Linked DNA regions of Homo sapiens: region 1 is linked to region 2. A link is a contact called in ENCODE Hi-C or POLR2A ChIA-PET data. All regions are on one chromosome and are shown on one strand. Each heading gives the region's core, a stretch centred on a gene start or an enhancer-like site at or near the end of the contact. The rest is flanking DNA. Distances are from core to core; before and after follow the strand shown.

The links. A loop is a pair of places that touch in the nucleus more often than their neighbours do. ChIA-PET counts read pairs that join two places held with the same protein, here RNA polymerase II (POLR2A).
Region 1: a map of endothelial cell of hepatic sinusoid shows a loop between it and region 2 (6-fold over the local background). The contact joins two enhancer-like sites. A Hi-C loop is called at or near these places in 1 of 168 maps with a recorded cell type or tissue (endothelial cell of hepatic sinusoid). POLR2A ChIA-PET finds 5 or more read pairs at or near these places in 1 of 52 experiments (HepG2).

The regions. Positions count from the first base shown.
Region 1 is chr1:3,333,181-3,338,357 of GRCh38, reverse strand. All of the region lies in intron 3 of PRDM16 (PR/SET domain 16), which reads right to left. Among named protein-coding and RNA genes, the nearest start is that of ARHGEF16, 120 kb to the left of the region's middle. Within about 2 kb of position 3,862, at least 6 of the 41 ENCODE cell types and tissues checked have a DNase peak (open chromatin) inside an H3K27ac peak, as active enhancers do.
Region 2 is chr1:3,258,630-3,263,888 of GRCh38, reverse strand. The region is part of intron 3 of PRDM16 (PR/SET domain 16); the gene reads right to left. Among named protein-coding and RNA genes, the nearest start is that of MIR4251, 130 kb to the right of the region's middle. Within about 2 kb of position 2,099, at least 2 of the 41 ENCODE cell types and tissues checked have a DNase peak (open chromatin) inside an H3K27ac peak, as active enhancers do.

The sequences.
Region 1 (5,177 bases), core at 2,613-5,112, 73 kb before region 2:
CCTGGGGCCTCGAATTGGGCCCCAGAGGAGCAAGGGAACATCTGTTCCCCACGGGGCTTCTCATCTGAGGCCACAGGAGCCCCTGGCAGGACCACGGAAGCCCTGGCATCTGGGAGGCTTGGGGCCCAGTATGCCCCCTTCTCCTGCCTTGCGAGGGTCCTTGCAACTTCCCAAAGAGAATTCGGCTGCGCCTGTTTCTCTGGAAGGATGAGAATGGAATAAATGACAGCTGAGGCTAGAGCTTCATGAAGCTAGATGTTCATGTGTGTGCACACGTGTGTGCATGCACACGTGTCTGTGTGAATGTGTGTGCATGTCTATATGTGTGCACATGTGTCTGTGTGTATTCATTTGTGTGCATGTGTTTTTGTGTACTATGTTCACACATGTGCGTGCCAGTGTGTGGGCATATGTGTGTACATGTGTCTGTGTGCATATCTATGTGTACACAAGTGCCCATGTGTGTGTCCGTGCATGTGGGCCTGTGCGTGTGACTTTTGTTTCTTTTCCCTCCATCTTTTGTTCCAGCACCAATGCTCAGTGTCATGCTCCAGGTCACCAGGGCGAGGGGTGGAAATGCCGGTCAGCCAGGAACTCTATCGTGTGCTCTCTGGGGATCCCCAACCAGAGAGACCAAATGGAAAACCGCACAGCATCACACCAAGGGAAAGCCAGCCAGCCTGGGGCAGAGATGGTTGCATGGTGTGTGCCCGCAGCCCCTGTTGGGGGCTGGCCCCGCAGTGGCCAAGCAGCCTTCCTCTGCACCTGGTGGGTCTCCCCCAGCTCCCACCCCAAGGGCCTCTAGCTCAAAGGTCCCTGATGATGGTCCCCTTGATGATGTCTTGGTGACCTGGCATGGCCCCTACTCTAACCCACAAGATCCCAGCTTTAGAAATCAAGCACCTCCTAAGAACCCTGCTAAACCTGTTCTCCCAGAAAAGAGAGTGGCCACAGCCTCAGGAGCAGCAGTTGGGTGCCTTCGATGGAGGAAGCGGTGGGGATGCTCAGAGCACTGGGGAGAAGAATGTGCCAGCTCTCAGGTGGGGCCTTTCTCTCCTGTCTCCTGAATTAGAATTCACAGTGGGATTCACAGATACACATGCACACAGACTCACACCAACACACATGTGCGTGTATGCATTCACACACAGAGACTCACACCAACACACATGTGGATGCATGCACTCACAGATGTACACAGATTCACACCAACACATATGTGCATGCATGCATTCACACAGAGGCTCACACCAACACTCATGTGGATGCATGCGCTCACACACGCACACAGATTCACACCAACAGATGTGCATGAATGTGCACACACAGACTCACTCCAACACACATGTGCATGCATGCATGCACACACAGATTCACACCAACACATATGTGCATGCATGTGCTCACAGACTCACACCAACACATGTGCATACAAGCATTCACACACAGACTCACACCAACACACATGTGGATGCATGCACTCACACATGCACATATATTCAGACCAACACAATGTGTGTGAATGTTCATGCACACACAGACTCACTCCAACACACATGTGCATGCATGCATTCACACACAGATTCACACCAACACACATGTGCATGCAGGCATTCACACACAGATTCACACCAACACACATGTGCATGCATGTGCTCACAGATTCACAAAAACACATATGTGTGTGAATGTGCACACATACACACACTCACTCCAACACACATGTGCATGCATGCACTCACAGACTCACACCAACACAGATGTGCATGCATGCACTCAGACTCACACCAACACACATGTGCATGCATGCACTCACACACAGATTCACACCAACATACAAGTGCATGAATACGCTCAGTCTCACACCAACACACATGTGTATGTATGTGCACACACACAGGCTCACTCCAACACACATGTGCATGCAAACACACATGCACAGACACACCAACACACATGTGCATGCATTTGCTTACAAATATGCACACACACCCCTCCACATGCACACACACATGTGCATGTACACACATGTGCATGTACACAAACAGCCACAGACACACACGTGCTCATACACAGAGATAAACATGCCTACACCTACACACAGACTCCAACATACATATATACGCACGTGCACACATGCGCACATAAGATACACACACCGATACATATGCATGTCCCCCGCTATCTTGGCAGGTCAGTAAGCCTGAATGCAGGGGCTGGGCCTAGCAGTCAGACCCCACACCCTCTCTCCCTTCATCTTCACTGTTCTCAGGCACAGCTGTGGAGATTGGGGTTCTGCACATCAGCGTCAGCGATACTCTGGGCAGGCTGTCGAGACGTCACAGCCTCCTCTGTGGGGCTGCCTGACAGATCCACGACTGACTTCAGGGAGCGGAGTTCACAGTAAGGAGGTTCTGAGGACCAGAGAGAGCGAGCAGGGCTGGGCTGGTCATGGAGACCAGTCTGAGCTCTCCCACACTTCAGTGCAGGAGCATGGGGCACTTGGCCCCCGGGCCTCCTGTGAACCTGGGCAGAGGTGGCTGGGGTGCCAGGGGAGGTGTGGGCAGCTGGGCTCTGTGGACTCCTGAGTCCTCCTTGCCCCTGCCAGGCCAGCACCTTCCACCAGGATGCCAGAAAGAACGGGGAAGAAGGCTGGATTTTGAAAGAAGTAGGTGTTTTTCTTTGGAAAGTTTATTTGCAGATTTATGTCCAAGGGTGTGTGTGTGTGTGTGTGTGTGTGTGTGTGTGTGTGTGTTTTAACCTCAGCCAAAGGTTAGATTTCAGATATCCTCCAATGCTCTGTTTGAAGCCTTGTTTGTTTGTTTGGATTGGCCAGTCAAAAGTTAAAAGAAATAAACTCTGCTCCCTTTAGAATCCTGTTGAGCACGCTTTCGGACATGCGACGTGCTAACGCGACCGGGCTAAGGACGTGTTCTCTACGGACGCCCTGAGGGGAGGAACTGTTCCCCATCCTCCAAGGGCTTCCATGTCCTGCTATTTCCAGGCCGGCCCCAGCCCTCAGTCAATAACGTTCTTTCATTCACTTTCCCAAGCGGAAGGCTGTGAAAAGTCTCCTTTGAAGTGCCTTCCTCGGTGTGGTGATCTGGCTTCCCTTTGCACCCAGACACCAGCTCCCCAAACACGCTTCCTCTCAGGCCTCAGAGCAGGACGCTGGGGCTGTGCAGGGCAGCTGGAATTCGCACGCTGGGCTCCTTCCAGGCAGGGACAGGGGCCTTGAAGCGAGTTCTCTCAGGGCGCCCACCCTCCTGAAGCCACAGGGGGGAACCTGGTCTCCCTGCCACCCCGTCCTCTCTGGCTGTGCCCTTGACATGGCGGGGCTGGCGCTGGGGACTCTGGCTCTGAGCCTATGGGGTCATGTTGCTGCTGTTCGTACAGGCACATCCTATGGGGTTGGACGCGTGGATGGCCCTCCGCGGAAGGCGCAGGCCATTGCTGATCCTAGTTGGCGACCTCAGGGGCCTTGTTTCCTCATCTATAAAGTGGATTAAAAATGCCTGCAGTGCAGGATGGCTGTTGGAGTGAAATGAGCTGAGTGAGGGTGAGTGTTCGTTTGCTCTGTTCCCGGCGAGCACTTGGCGATGATGATTGATGGGCAGAGCTGAGATCCGTGAGAAGGACGTGGGTGAACCTGGAGGTGGTGGAGGCCACAGTGGTGGCTTTGTGGAGCAGAGCCCCGTGGTCTCTAGGAAGCCCTGGGCTGGGCTGGTCTCCTCCACTGGGCACAGCCTCTGCAAGGCAGGCATTGTGGCCATTGTAGGTGTCAAGGGCTGGTTCCCTGTCCCGCTTTCCTCCCCACAAGAGGAGTTGATGGCGGCCAGCCAGGAACCTCAGAGACCCTGTGGGAGCCAGAATTTGAGGACCTGGTCCTCAGCCATGCTTCACTTCAGAAATGACCCTAGTGACATCTGGGGCTCTCTTCAGAGAATGTGGGGGGGTGGGTTATGGGCATACTCATTGGCCTCGCCATCTCCCCCTGGCCTTTGTGCCCTTCCTGATGGAAGTCCCTGACGTGGTGGGACCTGTGGCAACCCCTACATCCAACCCCGGCAATCCCTGGCTGGGCTGGGCCAGGCTGCAGTTCATCGTCTGGAAGCTTCTGTGCCTGCTCTGTCTTCCCTCTTTCCTGAAAGCTCAAGGCCTGGTAAACACTCGTCCTCGGGGTTTGGGTTATTTTGTGAGCCTGTCTCCGTTTGGCAGCTGAGGAAGCAGCTGCCCAGGGAATCACAGGCTGTGCCCTGGCTCACGCTGCTGGTAAATAAATCCTGTGCCAGGTCAGCTGCACTTTACGTGTGTTATGCCGTTTTGCATTACTTCAAAGAAACACCTGAGGCTGGGTAAAGAAAAGAGGTTTCATTGGCTCGTGGTCCTGCAGGCTGTATAAGCATGGCACCAGCATCAGCTCAGCTCAGGGGAGGCCTCAGGGAGCTTTTACTCATGGCAGAAGGGGAGGGGAGCCTGCGTGTGACATGTGATAGAGTGGGCAAGAGGGAGAGGCTGGGGAGGTCCTAGACTCTTTTAAAGCAGATCTCGCATGAGCTAACCGAGGGGGGACTCACTCATCACCAAGGGGATGGAGCCAAACCTTCCATGATCCATGATCTACTCGCCTCCTGCCAAGCTCCACCTCCAAAATCAGGCATCACACTTCAACATGAGATTTGGAGGGGACGCACATCCAAACCCCACCACCACATCTGTGACCTTAGCCGCGATGGCTCTTGGCCAAGAGAAGGTTCTAGATGCCTTCGGAGGAAGGCTTTTTGGAGGAGAGACGTCTGTGCTCATCAAAGGGGCAGATCTTTCCTCCCTCACCGTGCTGCTCTAGGTCTGAAGCCCCTTTTCCTGCATCTCCACATGAGCTGGAAAGCTAGGGCACGTTTTGGAGTCCGGTTTCCAGACTCCTAGGGTCAGATGCAGCCCCAAGATTCTGAGATCCTGCAGCCAGGCCAAAGCACTGGCCCTGCTCAGCCTCCCCGTTGTGGGAAGTGGCCCCTTCTCCAGCACACAAGGCCCTGTGCTTTCTGAGCCAGACCCCTGCCACGCCAAGGGGGTCTCTGCTACTCCTGCCTCCTCTGCTCCAGCCTCCTTCACCCCCACGAGGGCCTCCCTGTGTCTGATGCAGAGGGACAGGCACCCACCTCTCCAGGACACCTGGC
Region 2 (5,259 bases), core at 850-3,349:
GCAACCACAGAAACAAAGGAGTGAGTGAATGGTGCCGCCATACCCCCACCTGCGCCACCTGCCCAGGGGTCGCTTTTCTAATGGGTGGCAAAGGCTTCTCCTGGCTTCACGTTCCAACTATTAGATGAGACACCTCCTTTGGTATCCATCTTGCCGTCCAGGCAGCCTCCCTGGAGTTGTGGTCAGGGCTGTGAGGGCCTGGAGGAGCCCAGTCAGGTCTGGCATCTGCAGGGCAGCATGGGCAGGAGCCAGCAGAGAGCTGTGGCCCGGACATATGGGCCGTGTGCCTTGGGGAAAGTTCCCCATGGGATGGAAGAGCTCAGGGACTCTGGCAGCCTGTGCCACTGTTGGCTGCATTCAGGCTGGGCTCTTCTGGGATCTCTGTGAGTGCGATCCCAGTGAGTGGCCACCAGGACAGATGCCCAGGGACCACTAGACAGGGTTAGGCCCCCCAGGGTTCCCACCACCAACAGGTGGTCTCATCTAGAGCAGGCCTGCGGGGGGCCCCACGGGAGAGCGGCACGCTCTGTCTACTTGGGATGGCCCCAGAATTCTGGTCTACCCCTCATATTTCTGCACCTGGGGGTGAGGCCTTTGACAAAGCCGGGCGGGGCGGGGAGAGCCTTAGACACAGTGTCCCGGCCCTCAGCCTCAGCTCACCGTGTTCTCAGGCCAGGCTTTCCCATCCCCGGGCACTCAGAGCAACTGAGGACAGAAATGGAAGAGGCTGCTGGTGCCTGAGACCCGTGCGGGGTGGGAGGGGCCGCCAGGCAGGCTGCAGGGTCTGTGGAGCCCCTGGGGTACACACTGAGCCATCACCAACCAGAGGCTGCATGCCCAGAGGAGCTGGTGCCCCTGCGATGCCTCATCCGCCGGGGCACCTCCATCTGAAACAGACCCTCTCTATGGCCCTGCCGGAGGCACAATCACTCACTCTCAAGGATCCAGTGCTTGGCTGTCACCTGCACCTCCCAGCACCGTCGCGGCAGCACACCGCAGGTGTCCTCCCTGGGACCCCATGCGCGCACACCCTCGTGTTGTCTGTGTGTTGTCATTACTGCACCCCGCACCTCCCAGCACCATCGTGGCAGCACCCCGCAGGTGTCGTCCCTGGGACCCCATGCTCGCACACCCTCATGTTTTCTGTGTGTTGTCATTACTGCTGTCATCGTCACTGAACTGCCTCCCCCACTAAAGAGCACATGTGTGTCCTGTGGGATTTTTCTCTGTGGGTTCTTTTCAAGCTGCACCCCTTCCCCAAAACCCCTCAGCAAGGACCCCATCCCTCCAACTTCATCATCTGGTTTTGAGGAGAGGAGTGGCCAGGAATAGCCTGCAACCAGGAGGAGATGGGGGACACAGAGGGAGGGGCTCTGGCCAACCACGCCTCCCGCCAAGGGTGACACTGTGGATCCCAGGCTCTTGAATGAAGCCGGTTCCTTGGGGGCCCCAGGGCAAGACTCCTGCTCGGTCTGGTTGAATTTTTCCCGCTGGCTGGCTTTGCCTTCAGATGGACTCCTGGTGACTCACAAGTGTGGGGCTGTCCCTCAGATTCCCATGTTACCAGAATAATGTGGAGTCCCTGGGGGAAGGAGGGAGCCCTTGGTCTTCAGAGTCCAGGGACGCAACTGGGTCACAAATGCACGTTAATGGATCAAACAGGAGCCTCATGTCTGTGCTTAGCACACAGAGCCAGAGCACCTGGGTTCAATGCCCCTCACTGCTGTGTGATCTTCGGCAGATTACCGAACCTCTCTGTGCCCAATTTCTTCACCTGTAGAATGGGTACTACTTGCTAAAAGCACAAGTGCCTGAGGGCGCATTAGTCAAATAAACAAGCCGACTGATTTTTCAGTCCTTCCCTCTGAAAGTACCTGTACTGGAAGCTTCCATTCAGCTCCAAGGGCAGCAGAGCAGGTGGCTTAGAAAAGGAAAGGAGACAGGGTGGGGGGTAGGATGACAGCTCTTTCCTTTCTCTTCCTATTGCCTCATGGCCCATGGGACCAGGAGCTGCACAGGCTGCAGGCCAGACAACCTGTCAACTGAGCAAACCTGGTCCCTGGGGCACGTTTCTGAACGGAGCCAGGATGGAGGGTGGGGACCAGGACGGAGGGCGGGGCAGGCTGAACGCCAGTTCTTTCAGGAGGCAGGCTGCCCTGACACAGGAGGAGTGGAGGAGGTCCCTGGGGGTCTGGCTCCAGGGGTATCTGGGCAGGTCTCCCCCAGGAACCCAGTTAGGTGGGTCTGGTGTGTGCGTGGGCTGGTGGGCAATGCCGTGTGTACAGGTCATCTACCCGGCCCCCTGGGTTCAATGCCTGTGCTCCAGGGCCTGTTTGCCGGAGAGGGTGAAAGGGACTCTCGCCACTGTGTAAATAGACTTTGCAAAGGCCTCAGCTTTCTCACCCCGTCTCCAGCTCTCCAAACCCACACTATGAATTGGCGGCTTATCAGAAGCCCCGTCTGGCAGCTAAAAGATGTTTCCATGCATTGTGAGGCTGCATGGAAACCAAGTCATCTCGCCCCAAGGACAAAGGAACTCAAGTGTTTGAAATGCAAAAATATTTTGACCCGACTACCTCATTTTTCAAAGGAAAAAAGTAATTCGCGGCTCACAATTCACTTGCTATCTCGCAGGAAGTCCTGTATTTCTTATTCACTCCCCAAGGCCCGCTTCTCTGTGTGAGAGGTCACCTAAGAGGACCAGGGCGTGAGGGACATTCAAGAGTTTTCTTTCTGCCTCTTCCTGTTTTTTTTTTTTTTTCTTGTTAATGCCTCATGTTTGTGAAGGACTCTCCTGAGCACTGTTCCATGCCTTATCTCCCGGGGTCCTCCCTAGCCCAGGAACTTGAGTGGGGAACAGAGTGTCTACCCTCTGTTGCCAAGGCAGAAAACAAGGCCCTGAGAGGTTAAGTGACTTGTCCCAGGTCACGCTGGTTGATGATGGAGCCAGAACTGAAGCTTCTGGGGTCTTCTGGTCCCTTGATGTCTGCCCTTTCCTGGGCTCTTTGGTTCTCCCATGTAATGACTGTGTCTAGATGGGACCTTGAGGCTCATCATCATCATCGTCATCATCAATGGTATCATCATCACTATCATTGCCATCATCATCATCTCCCTCATCACCTAAATCATCATCTTCCTCATCATCACCACCATCACCATCACCGTCATCACCCCACCACCATCACCATCATCAACACCATCATAATCAAAGCTATGATCATCATTTCCTTCATCATTAACATAATCACTACCACCATGGTCACCATCATCTTCATCTTCATTATCAACCTCATCACCAGCATCATCACACAAATCTTGATCTCACTCTGAGTCTCAAGCATGTGCCAGGTGCTATTTTAAGTTTGCTTTACACACCACAACTTGTATAGTCACCACCATAACTCTGAGGCAAAAGTTATTATTTCCACTTTACAGACGAAGAAATTAAGGTGTCAGTAGGATAAAGGAGTTTTCTTACAGAGCCCTTTGCCTTCCAGGAATTTCTTTTCACCACCAAGTCTCCCAGGCCCACAGAAAGTGCTTGTGGACAGACCCTCATGGGGGCTCGGAAGCAGCTCAGAAGAGGCTTAGCAGAGAGGCAGCCTGTGGGGTTAGAGCTGAGTAAAACCCCAAAGGCCTGTGGAGCTGTCCTTGGGGCCTGGCCCCCCAGAACCACAGGAATCCAGACAATCAGGAGTGCTCCCTGCTAGGCCAGGGTGTGGGTAGTTGCTTGGGTTCACACAACTAAAGCTGTTTGAAAAGCAAAGAGTTTCTTTTTGAGAGTGGGGTTTCAGAAGGTGGTCTCTGAGGGGTACACCGCAGGGGAGATGCAAGTCTTCCCTGGAGTTGTATGGGGAGGTGGGAAGGGTGTGTGATGCTGGAAAACCAGGGGCCCAAAGAAGTGCAGGGGGCTTGGAGGATACTATGGGGAGAGTTTGAGGGCCACAGCTTAGTAATGGAAGATCCTGGGTGCCCTGTAAGGAAGCCTGGATGAGGGACACACAGACGGCACCTGCTGCACTAACGAGGGAGGGACAGCTGGGACCAGACCTGACCATGGAGAGGGGAGGCATATCCCAGGCCCAGTGGAGAGGCGCATCCCAGGCCCACGGAGGTGGCTCACGCAGAAGTCCCTTGCTTGGGGCTGGTTGTGGGGACCACACTCTTTCCAACCTCAGAAACCTGGACAGCCCAGAGCATGCGGGGCTGCAGGCTACGCTGCAAAACACTTCACTGGGTCCCCTCTTGCCCCAGCCTCCTGTTCACTAGTTGGTCTGGGTTTCAGGGCTTTCTTGGGGGGGCCTGATTTGCCGCTTACTGCCTATGTGGCCTTGGGTGGTGAGTTTACCTGCTTGAATGCAGTTTTCTCATGATTATGTGGAGGGGAAGAAAGGCAGCTGCCTCACAGGGCTGCTGTGTGGCCCCCAGAACTCACCAGTTGTGCCCTAAGATCATCCCTTGGCGAGCTGCAAGGGGTGGCCTCTACCACCCAGGCCTGAGCCCAATATGGCCTGACTTTGCACACGGAGGGTGCTGCCACGCCCAGGCACAGTCATCATGGTGAACGAGGCCCAGGCGATGTCTCCCCAGCCCCAGCTGCAGCCCCTGGAGGGAATCCCTGGGATCTTCTGCTTCCGGCGCCTGCCTGGACCCTCCTCGTGGGTAAGCTGAGGGTGACTCGAGCCTCCCCTTGGGCCGGTGTGAACTACTGAAGGGCTGTGTGTGGGCAGAAGGGCCGGGACGGAGGTACTGCTCATCCCTGCAGCTCCCCACCGACCCAGGGTGCCCGCCAATCCAGGCCTTCCTTCTGGCCTAATTTGCTGCTTTCTCCACCTTGCCAGTTCCCTTTTGCTCCCGCCTCTGCATTTCTCGTCCAAAACAGAAATACAAAGGGAGGAAATCTATTCAAAAGTCCTCCTCCTCATTTTATTTTTGCAGCTCTCTGGGGTGCCCAGGCTTCAGATTCTCTTCCGATAATTATCTGCCCTTTTGGGGCCTTGGTAACCCAGAGCCTCAGGTTTGGGAGGCAAGAAGAAAGCCCTGGCCTGGCTCGAGCAGGGAGCCTGTTCCCCGGCAGAAGCCGCCGCGCGCTCACCCCTTCCCCTCTAACCCGGTGTGCGTGAGCCGGCTACAGTGGATGCTTTTTTCTCCAAATATCTCCGCTTCCTCTCAGCTGATCTGTGATGAACACCAGACCAGACTCTTTTTATGTGATAATTTTCCATCCCAGGCAATGCAAACATTTCTGTGGCTAAT